Regions from separate parts of the Homo sapiens genome. Here region 1 is linked to region 2. A link is an interaction called in ENCODE POLR2A ChIA-PET data of the cell type or tissue named here. Cell type or tissue: OCI-LY7. All regions are shown on one strand. Each heading gives the region's core, and the rest is flanking DNA. Links, peaks and the distances in the headings are about the cores only. Region 1 has its middle 22 kb from the start of BCL6. Region 2 has its middle 31 kb from the start of LINC01991.

Evidence for each region. Peaks named below come from ENCODE experiments on the same cell type or tissue, not always from the same donor. Only the 100,000 strongest peaks of a DNase experiment are listed, where the experiment ranks them.
Region 1: POLR2A ChIA-PET joins it to region 2 with 6 read pairs; 6 of 35 experiments call an interaction of 5 or more read pairs at or near these places.

The regions. Positions count from the first base shown.
Region 1 is chr3:187,764,776-187,769,170 of GRCh38, forward strand. No RefSeq gene overlaps it. Among named protein-coding and RNA genes, the nearest start is that of BCL6, 22 kb to the left of the region's middle. In OCI-LY7, for the core only: no CTCF peak of the experiment used is centred there; no DNase peak of the experiment used is centred there.
Region 2 is chr3:187,943,504-187,947,898 of GRCh38, forward strand. No RefSeq gene overlaps it. Among named protein-coding and RNA genes, the nearest start is that of LINC01991, 31 kb to the right of the region's middle. In OCI-LY7, for the core only: a CTCF peak has its summit at 2,771; DNase peaks (open chromatin) are centred at 1,418, 2,078, 2,738, 3,538 and 2 weaker places; H3K4me3 peaks cover 4,000 bases; H3K27ac peaks cover 4,000 bases.

The DNA of each region.
Region 1 (4,395 bases), core at 120-4,119, 180 kb before region 2:
GCCAGAGGTATGGGATTATTTCCTCTATGCCTGTTGCCTTGGCTTGCTCATTTGTAAAAGGTGAAAGCAACTACTGCTCTGCAGGTATTAAGGATTAAATGTGGCAAAGCATAGTAAATGTCTTGTAAACATAAATGTGTACAAAGTAGACTGTTTTATATACTGTCCAGCTATCCCAGCTTTCTGGTAAAAAATGGGACTAGACAGTTAGACTCATTGAATGGAATCTTAGATATTGTCTGATCCAACACCTGAATGTAGCAGATGAGGAGGGGAGGAAGCAGTCTGTGCCTGGCCCAAGGGTACCCAGGACGTTAGAGACAAAGGGAGAATTTGTGGGTATGAGGAAGAATGAAATACTGAGAAACAGTGTGAGGTGGTACTCAGTCTGCTGAGCCCCTTCCAATGTAATCTCATTTCATCCCGACAGGAGACATGCAGTCAGGTATCTTCATTTCATAAGTCAGGAGCCAGAGGTTCAAAACGCAAATAGACTCCCTGAGATGAAGAGCCAGTAACCAGATGAAGGAGGTTCAAACCCAGGTTGAAATAAATCCAAAGCGCACGCAATTGACTTTATACCGTCCTACCAAATTTTCCGCATCTTTGCAAATACCTATTTCTGAGGATATCCATAGCACCTACAGAAAACAGTGGCAGCTAGAGAGGGAGTTTTTTATTTCTATTTTTTTTTTAAACATCTGCCTATGAATCACTGTGTAACTTTCCTTTATGCAGTTCAATCTTCAATCTAAAATGGCTAAATGCACCAGATGACCCAGGCCTCCTGCACCCCTCACATCCTGTGATTGTTGAGTCACACTAAAGGGAAAACAGTCCTCTTTTGCCTCCAAATTCAAGCAATTCTAAACTATACAAATGATTTATTTAAAATTGTATATATGCCTTTTGTGGTTATCTGAGGCAAGTGCAAAGAGATATGCCTTCTATTTCCTTTCATCAGCACCCAGTAGGTACCCTGTAAATTTTCTGGTGCATTCACTTTCAAAGTAAGCATTCTGTCAGCTTCCTATACATGATTACAGGCTATTTTGGGAGACATTTCTCTGACATCTGGGCCCTGTATCCATCCATCTGTACATTCATCATCTATACAAATGAACTTACATACATAATTATCAAAACAATACTGTTACTATACATGCTATATATATACATATAGATGTATGCATATATTCAGTGAACATTTATTTATTTATTTATTTATTTATTTTTTGAGACGGAGTCTCGGTCTGTCGCCCAGGCCGGACTGCGGACTGCAGTGGCGCAATCTCGGCTCACTGCAAGCTCCGCTTCCCGGATTCACGCCATTCTCCTGCCTCAGCCTCCCGAGTAGCTGGGACTACAGGCGCCCGCCACCGCGCCCGGCTAATTTTTTGTATTTTTAGTAGAGACGGGGTTTCACCTTGTTAGCCAGGATGGTCTCGATCTCCTGACCTCATGATCCACCCGCCTCGGCCTCCCAAAGTGCTGGGATTACAGGCGTGAGCCACCGCGCCCGGCCAGTGAACATTTATTAAGCCCCGTTATGTGACAGGCAGCAGGTAACTTGCTGCAAAAGTGTTGCTAGTTAAAATCTAGACTAGGTTTACTAATTATTCAAAATAATCATATTTCTTATACCACTGCTTTTTTTTTTTTTTTTTGACAGATTCTCACTCTGTTGCCCAGGCTGCTGGAGTGCAATGGCGTGATCTCTGCTCACTGCAAGCTCCGCCTCCCATGTTCAAGTGATTCTCTGCCTCAGCCTCCCGAGCAGTTGAGATGACAGGTGCCCGCCACCACCCCCAGCTAATTTTTGTATTTTTGATAGAGATGGAGTTTCACCATGTTGGTCAGACTGGTCTCAAACTCCTGACCTCAAATGATCCACCCGCCTCAGCCTCCCAAAGTGCTGGAATTACAGGTGTGAGCCACCATGCCCGGCCTTTATACCACTGCTTTAAAAAAAAAAAAAAAAAAAAAAGATTCTGATGCTTAGAAAGACCACTGGACATTGATCCAACTTTATTATTCTTACGCTCTTACTAAAACTTTAACTCAAAATCTTGGTTTCTTCTAAATTGTTACCAGGCACTGCTGAAAGGAAGCATTCATAGCACAAGGCAGTGACCTAGACAAGGATTAGGATTCATGGGTTTAGAGGCACACTGACCTTCCTTCTCACTTTCAGAATTGTGTTTAATAGCTCAGTCTGTTATCCGCCTGGGCTCCCCAATGTTAGACTTACGTATTATTCACTTGCCCAAATTTAGGTAACTGGGATAGTGCTGCTGCTGCTGCTTAATTATTTGCACCAAGGTGTCTGAAAAGGTAGCCTACTGAAAGAGCAAGGCTCTTGAGACAAAATGGTTTCTTCTGACTCTGACACCAAATAGTTGTATGACAATGAGCAAGTTACTTAACCTTTCTGAGCATTGGTTTTCCTACCTCTAAAGAATGAGATACTAATATTTAACTCATAAATTTTTTATAAGGGTGAAAGGAGAAGAATGAATCACTAGAACCTGGTACACGAGGGATAAATCGCTCCTCATTTGCACACTGACACATCCCCAGGAAGGTACATCTTCCAATTCCTCCTCCCATGTAGCTCCCATATATGAAAGCTGAATGATGAAGGATTTCTGAACTAGTCACCAATTGGAATCCTCTAGCCCTTTCCATACCACTATGGTGAATAATCTGGACATGACTCTGAGTAATTATTTCAGCCATACACAGATGCGTTTTACTAATCCCCACTATAATCATCCAACTTTCACTGTGAGAAGCATTTTTCCATTTGTTGCCTCATTTGATCTTCACAACAGCCCCAAGAGAAACACAAGCCAGTGTTGTTATCCTTCTTTGACAGATGGGCAAGCAGAGGGTTAGAGAGGTAAAGTGGCTTGTGACACTTCTAGATTCAGGTATATGACTCTGAATTCCATCCATGAGCTTTCTATTATACCAAGAAGCCACAGGATTGTTACCACATCCTAAAAGACACTAGATATTCTGGAAGAAAGAAAACCAGGAAGGTGAAGGCTGATGGAAAACAGATGAGTTAGTCCAGCCCTAGCCATCCCCACTGGGCTCCCACCCAGGCCTTTGCTCAGTGTCCCTCTCTCCCAAGCACTTCTTTCTCAGCCTATTTGTTTGCTCAGATCCTCTCTGTGGCCAGTAACATAGCTCAAACCCAGGCTCCTCCATGAAGCTGTTGACCAACCATCCAACCCAGTTCTTCAATTAATATTTACTGAATGCCCTCCACTGCGCTCCACTGCCCATGTGGAGTTTTGTTCTAGTGGAAGGAAATAATCAATAAATTCAATAGTAAATATGTATGGTTTTGTTTTGTTTTGTTTTGTTTTGTTTCTGAGAATGGGGTCTCACTCTGTCACCCAGACTGGAGTGCAGTGGCACAATCACTGCTCACTGCAGCCTCGCCCTCCCAGGCTCAAGTGATCCTCCCACCACAGCCTCCCAAGTAGCTGGGACTACAGGTGTGTGCCACCATGCCCTGCTAATTTTCTTGATTTTATTTTTTGTAAAATGGAGTCTCCTATGTTGGTTGGTCTTGAACTCCTGAGCTCAAGCATGAGACCAACCTGGACAACATAGGAGACCAAAGTGTTGGGACTACAGTCAGGAGCCACCATGCCTGGCTTGTATATTTTTGATGGTAATAAATGTTGAAAAGGAAAAAAAAAAAAAACAGGGAAAGGGGGATAGGACATATATGAAGGGACAAATGCAATCTGAGATAAGATGGCTAGGAAAGGCTTCACTGAGCATCAGACATTGGATTAAAGACTGAGAAGAGGTGAAGGCAAGAACCATTTGGACATCGAGGTAAGAACATCAGGCAGAGGGAAGTGCAAGGGCACAGGCCCAGGGCCAGATTATACCTGGAGTGTTCAGAAAGGCTGGTTTGGTGGGGGCAGTGAGAAAGGGCAGAGCAGGGGGAGATGAAGATGGAGAGAAAAAAAAAGACACCTCATATGGCTTTGGAAGCCCTATCAATTTGGATGAGGTGGAAGGCCACCGAAGGTTTAGACAGCGTTTAAATTTTACTTTCACAGAATCCCTCTGGGTGCTCTGTTGAGAAGGACAAGGTGGAAGCATAGAGGCTGTTTAGGAAGAAATTATCATAATCCTGGAGAGAGACAATGGTGGCTTGGACTGGGAGGTAGTGAGAAATGTTTGAATTCCTGCACATATTTTCAAGTCAGAGACAATAGTATTACTGATAGATTTGAAGTGGGTTATGGAGAAACAGGAGTCAAAGATGGCTCCAAGTACTTGCACCTGAGCAACTGTAACAAATGGGCTTGTTATTTACTAACATAGGAAAGACTTTAGGTTGAGCAGGTTTGAAGGAGTTAGAAG
Region 2 (4,395 bases), core at 287-4,286:
TCCCATAGCAAGTGTTCTATACATTCTGAAGGCACATTTGAATATATACTTTGTCATGGTTGCTTGGAACCATGTCGTCTTTTCCAAGTAGGCTGTGAACATTCAGTGGCATGGATCATACCGTGCCCATGTTAAAATTATTCACTGGCCTGACTAAAGGTAATCATAACTCTTGATGCCGACTAATACTGCAGACACTTTTCTTTCCTACGGCTTCTACACTGGGGAAGACATATGGGGCTATATAAGGGTTAAATAGAAGCTCTGTGATTCATTCAGTCCCACCCTAAAATGCTTCTTCCAGCTTCTGTTGACTTCTCCTGTTACCAAGCATAAAACAAACATTACTGTCTCCCTCTCCCTCATACCTATTTTCTTGGTCCCCTGGGTTGCACTCCCTTGCCAGGCTCTTTTCTTTCTGATCCAGCTTTCTTTGAACATATTTATTTGCGTTTCACTCAACACGTGTCTCAAATTGCATCACCAGTTTAATTTGAGTTTTAAGCTAAGATGCTAGAGCTTTTCTCTTTCCTGTCCCAACAAGTACTCTTCATTCATGTCTTTATTAATTCTTCAGATAACTAAACAGCAGCCAAGACTTTGAGGGATGCAAATTCGAAAGTGATCCCTTTCCTGACTGCAAGGTGATCCCCGTCTGGTAGGGGAGATAGGACATGCACAGAAATAGTTAAAATACCAGGTAGATGGCAATAGGAACCCTTAAAGGGCAGGCCAAGTAATCGAGTGTTCTATACACTCCTGAGGGGGGAGGGGTCATTCCTCTGGGAAGGAAAGAAGAGGGTAGGATTAGGAAAGACTTCACAGGGGAGGTGGCATTTGAAGTGGGCCTGAAAGAGTGAGGTTGGATTTCTACTTGCAGGGTAGGAGAATTAAGCAGAGGGAGAAACACACTAGCAAAGGCTGGAGATGGAAAAGTACAGGACGAGAAGAGTGAGTCGTTTGCCTGGGTTGCAGCACTGCATGCTCAGACGGGAGCACTGAGGAATACAGCTGAACAGGTAGGTTGAGATCCATGTTGCGGGGTGGAAAGGAGCCGGAAAGGACTGGCACAGGGAGACCAGTTGGGAGGCTTTTGCAACCTCCTGAATGAGAAGTGAGAGGGCGGTGGTAGTTAAGAAAAGTAGGATGGGTGTGAAAAATGTTTCAACAGAGATGCCTAAATTCTTCCAACTCACCTTGACTAATTCTGCTTAATAATGCATACACCTGTTTTCATTGCAAGCATTGTGCTACCTCTCCCTGCCCCCACTTTAGAAGCTTATCATTTTATCTTCCAGGTGCATGACTTTCTGCCCAATTACTTGTTTTCAACCCATCAGAGCAAGTCAAGCATGCATCTCAGAAGTCTCACTGTCACACTTGGCCTAGGTTGCCCCCGTGCACTGTCTCTGTTCTCAGTATTCTGCCTCTGCATACCCACAGAACAATAGCTCTAAGTTTCCCAGACCCTCGTGTGGAGGCTTGGTCAAAAGGCGAAACCTGAAGAAATACTTTAGCACAGGATGAAGGAGGAAGTGGCAGAAGGGTAAAACCAACCCCTGTCAAACTTCACCAAGTGGCTCTGCCCCGGACTCAGCTCCACCACATCCTACTCTTATTGGGAGGCCAAGCAAGAAGGACTAAGGTGACTGGGACCTGGGCAGTGGGAGAATGGGCAGTGGGAGAAAGATCATGAGGAAGCAGAAGGGGCTTTGTTTTGGTCCAGGGAACCAAATCCAGCACTATAACCGCCACCAGTCCTGGGAGTCACTGGCAGAAAAAATCAGAACAGGGAATGCAAAGGTGCTGCTCTGCCTCTACTGAGCACCCCTCCCCATCTCTAAGACTCATTCTTATATTCTATAAAATGGGGATTATGACATCCACCTGTGTGTCCTGTTGACCTGTTTGTAAAGGTAGAATAAGGTAAGTGAGTATGAAAGCACTTTAAACATGTAAAGCACTATATTACAGGCTTTTTCTCACTCAACTGACCCTAGTCATTAGGATGGGTAGACATGACAAGAAGGAAGAAGAATGCAGATGCCGGGGAGCAGAGACTGTGAACATCTCAATTTTGCATAACAGAACTATGGTGATTGGTCTTATGGAGCAGCTAGTCCAGGTTCTCATTTGACAAGGAAGCTAAAGCCCAAAGAGGGGAAATGAATGTTCCATGGTCAAGAGATGATTCAGAGGACAAACCCTGGTCCCACGGATGCCAGGCCAGTCCTTTCTCCACCCCACACCTCTGGTTGCCCAGTGTGAAGGTCTCTAGGATGGAGACCGCAGGCCCAGAGTCCAGGCGTGCTCAATTCCTGAATTACTGGTGAGTAAGTCACACAACTGAAACTAAGGAAGAGCTTAGCATGGGGCTGGATATCAGACACCATTTCTTTAAATCATTAGGTTTAGAATCCTGGATAACCATTTCCTAAGATCCAGAGCATTCATGTCCTGAAAAGGAAGACTCAGTTTCAAGTTTCCTATTGCCCTTTTCTCCTCTATCCCCATGAATTATTTGGGCTCTGTGATAGGAGAAAAACGGATGATTCCTCTGACTAGCTAGTAGCTGTTAAGTATCAAAGGCATAGCGAGTGGCAATCCTGCAACAAACATGTATAAGTACCTTACCTTGTTTCATCTTCATGACAACCCTGGTAGTAAATCATCTCAGTACTCTCAGTTAAACACACACACACACACATACACACACCCTGAGACTCATAGAACTCAAGTGTCTTCAGTCACAGGCCAGTGCCAGGTGGTGTCTCTCAAGACCTCCCCAAAGTACAGCAAGCGTTTTTATTTTAATAGGAAACAACAGCCTCTACTTCAAATGCTTTTAGAATGAGCTCTTCCATAGTATCAGAACTGTTGAACGACATGACTGTTTTACCCATGAGATTCTATAAATACAGACTCCCTCTGTTTCATCCACTAGTTTGTATGTTTCTGTCTTCTGATGAATTCATCATTGCACAAGCATTTTTGGAGGACAGCATTGTGCTGTGAGCTGAAGGGCTGAACCATACCCCTGCCTGCAGGGTTTTGAAGTCTGGTAGTTGTCCAGGGAGCATGTTGTCAGACAGCTCCAATCAGGAGAGGACAATTGTGTCACAAGAGAGGTGAAAACGTGTATGTGAGATATAGAGATAGGAGAGGGGAGAAGGGAATGTGTCTGCGTAACTAGAGGGTCTAGTGAGTTTAGGGAGGCAGGCAGGGCTGAGTTGTCTGGGCAGAGGGTAGGTTGAAGGAGGAAGAGAAGCTGGAGTTCAGGCCAGAAATAGTCTGGGGCTGATGTCTTGGGGGCTCTGAGGCTGTGCTAAGGTGCTTGCTTCTTCCCAGAGTTTGCCAGTCCTAGATGTGCGCAGACATAGGTGGTACCTTTGCATGACTTCTTAGAGCCTCAGTTTCCCCTTCTGTAAAATGGAAGACATGAATGTTGCCTCTAAGGGACCTGTGTGAGGGTGGGCCAGGGGAAATTGGTAGCACAATGCTTTGAACTCCTCCAGAATACGATGTGAAGGGAATGCAAATCACAGTTATTTATAATGGCAGCAAACTGAGATGCTGAGAAGACGTTGCTGCAGGCCGCCAAGCACTCCCTCTGGAAATCCTGAAAGCCTGCTACTGCAGGGCTGTGCCCAGATGCCAGCTGGAAGCAGGCTTATCTCTTCTCAGTTCCCGGTGCTTCTTCCGATCCTGCCAGGATGTTCCTCACAAAACAAACACTAATCTCCCTGCATAGTTCCACCTACAGAGGAGGAAGCTCTGCACCCTTCTGCCCTCCCCCTTTAGAAAACCAAGCTGAGTTCTAAACTCCCAGGTCGTGACAAGTTCCCATTTTGTGTCATCATTGCCTCACCAGGTAGCACTCTCAAGGCTAGACCTTTGGAGGCGGGAATGGCATGGCCTAGGAAACAATCTAATGTCTCGTTAGTCTCCTAAGACAGCCCTTCACTTCTGGAGCCGCCTCATCCTTGTGCCAAGCTTGTGTTGGGCACAAAGCACTCAGGCATCCAAGGAGGTAATGTGCAAGGCAGGGCAGTCAGGGGCGTGGCCCAGAAGGAGACACCGGGAGCAGGGTCCTAACATCCACACAATTTCGTTTTTTAACAAAGGAAGGAAAGGACCACATTGGTTTCAACTTTTTAATCTTTGAAAAAAAAAATGCGAACAGCACTCCCTTCACAAATATTGTCTCTTATGGGACCCTACCATATACAACTTGAGTTCACCCACTGGTGACTCTCTCAGGTACCCCAAAGGGATTCTAAAACAGTGTTTCTCAAACTTTGATGTGTACACAAATCCATAGTGGGTATGGTTAAAACGCAGGTTCCGATTTAGAGGTCAATGGTGGGACCTGAAATTCTGCATTTCTAATAACTT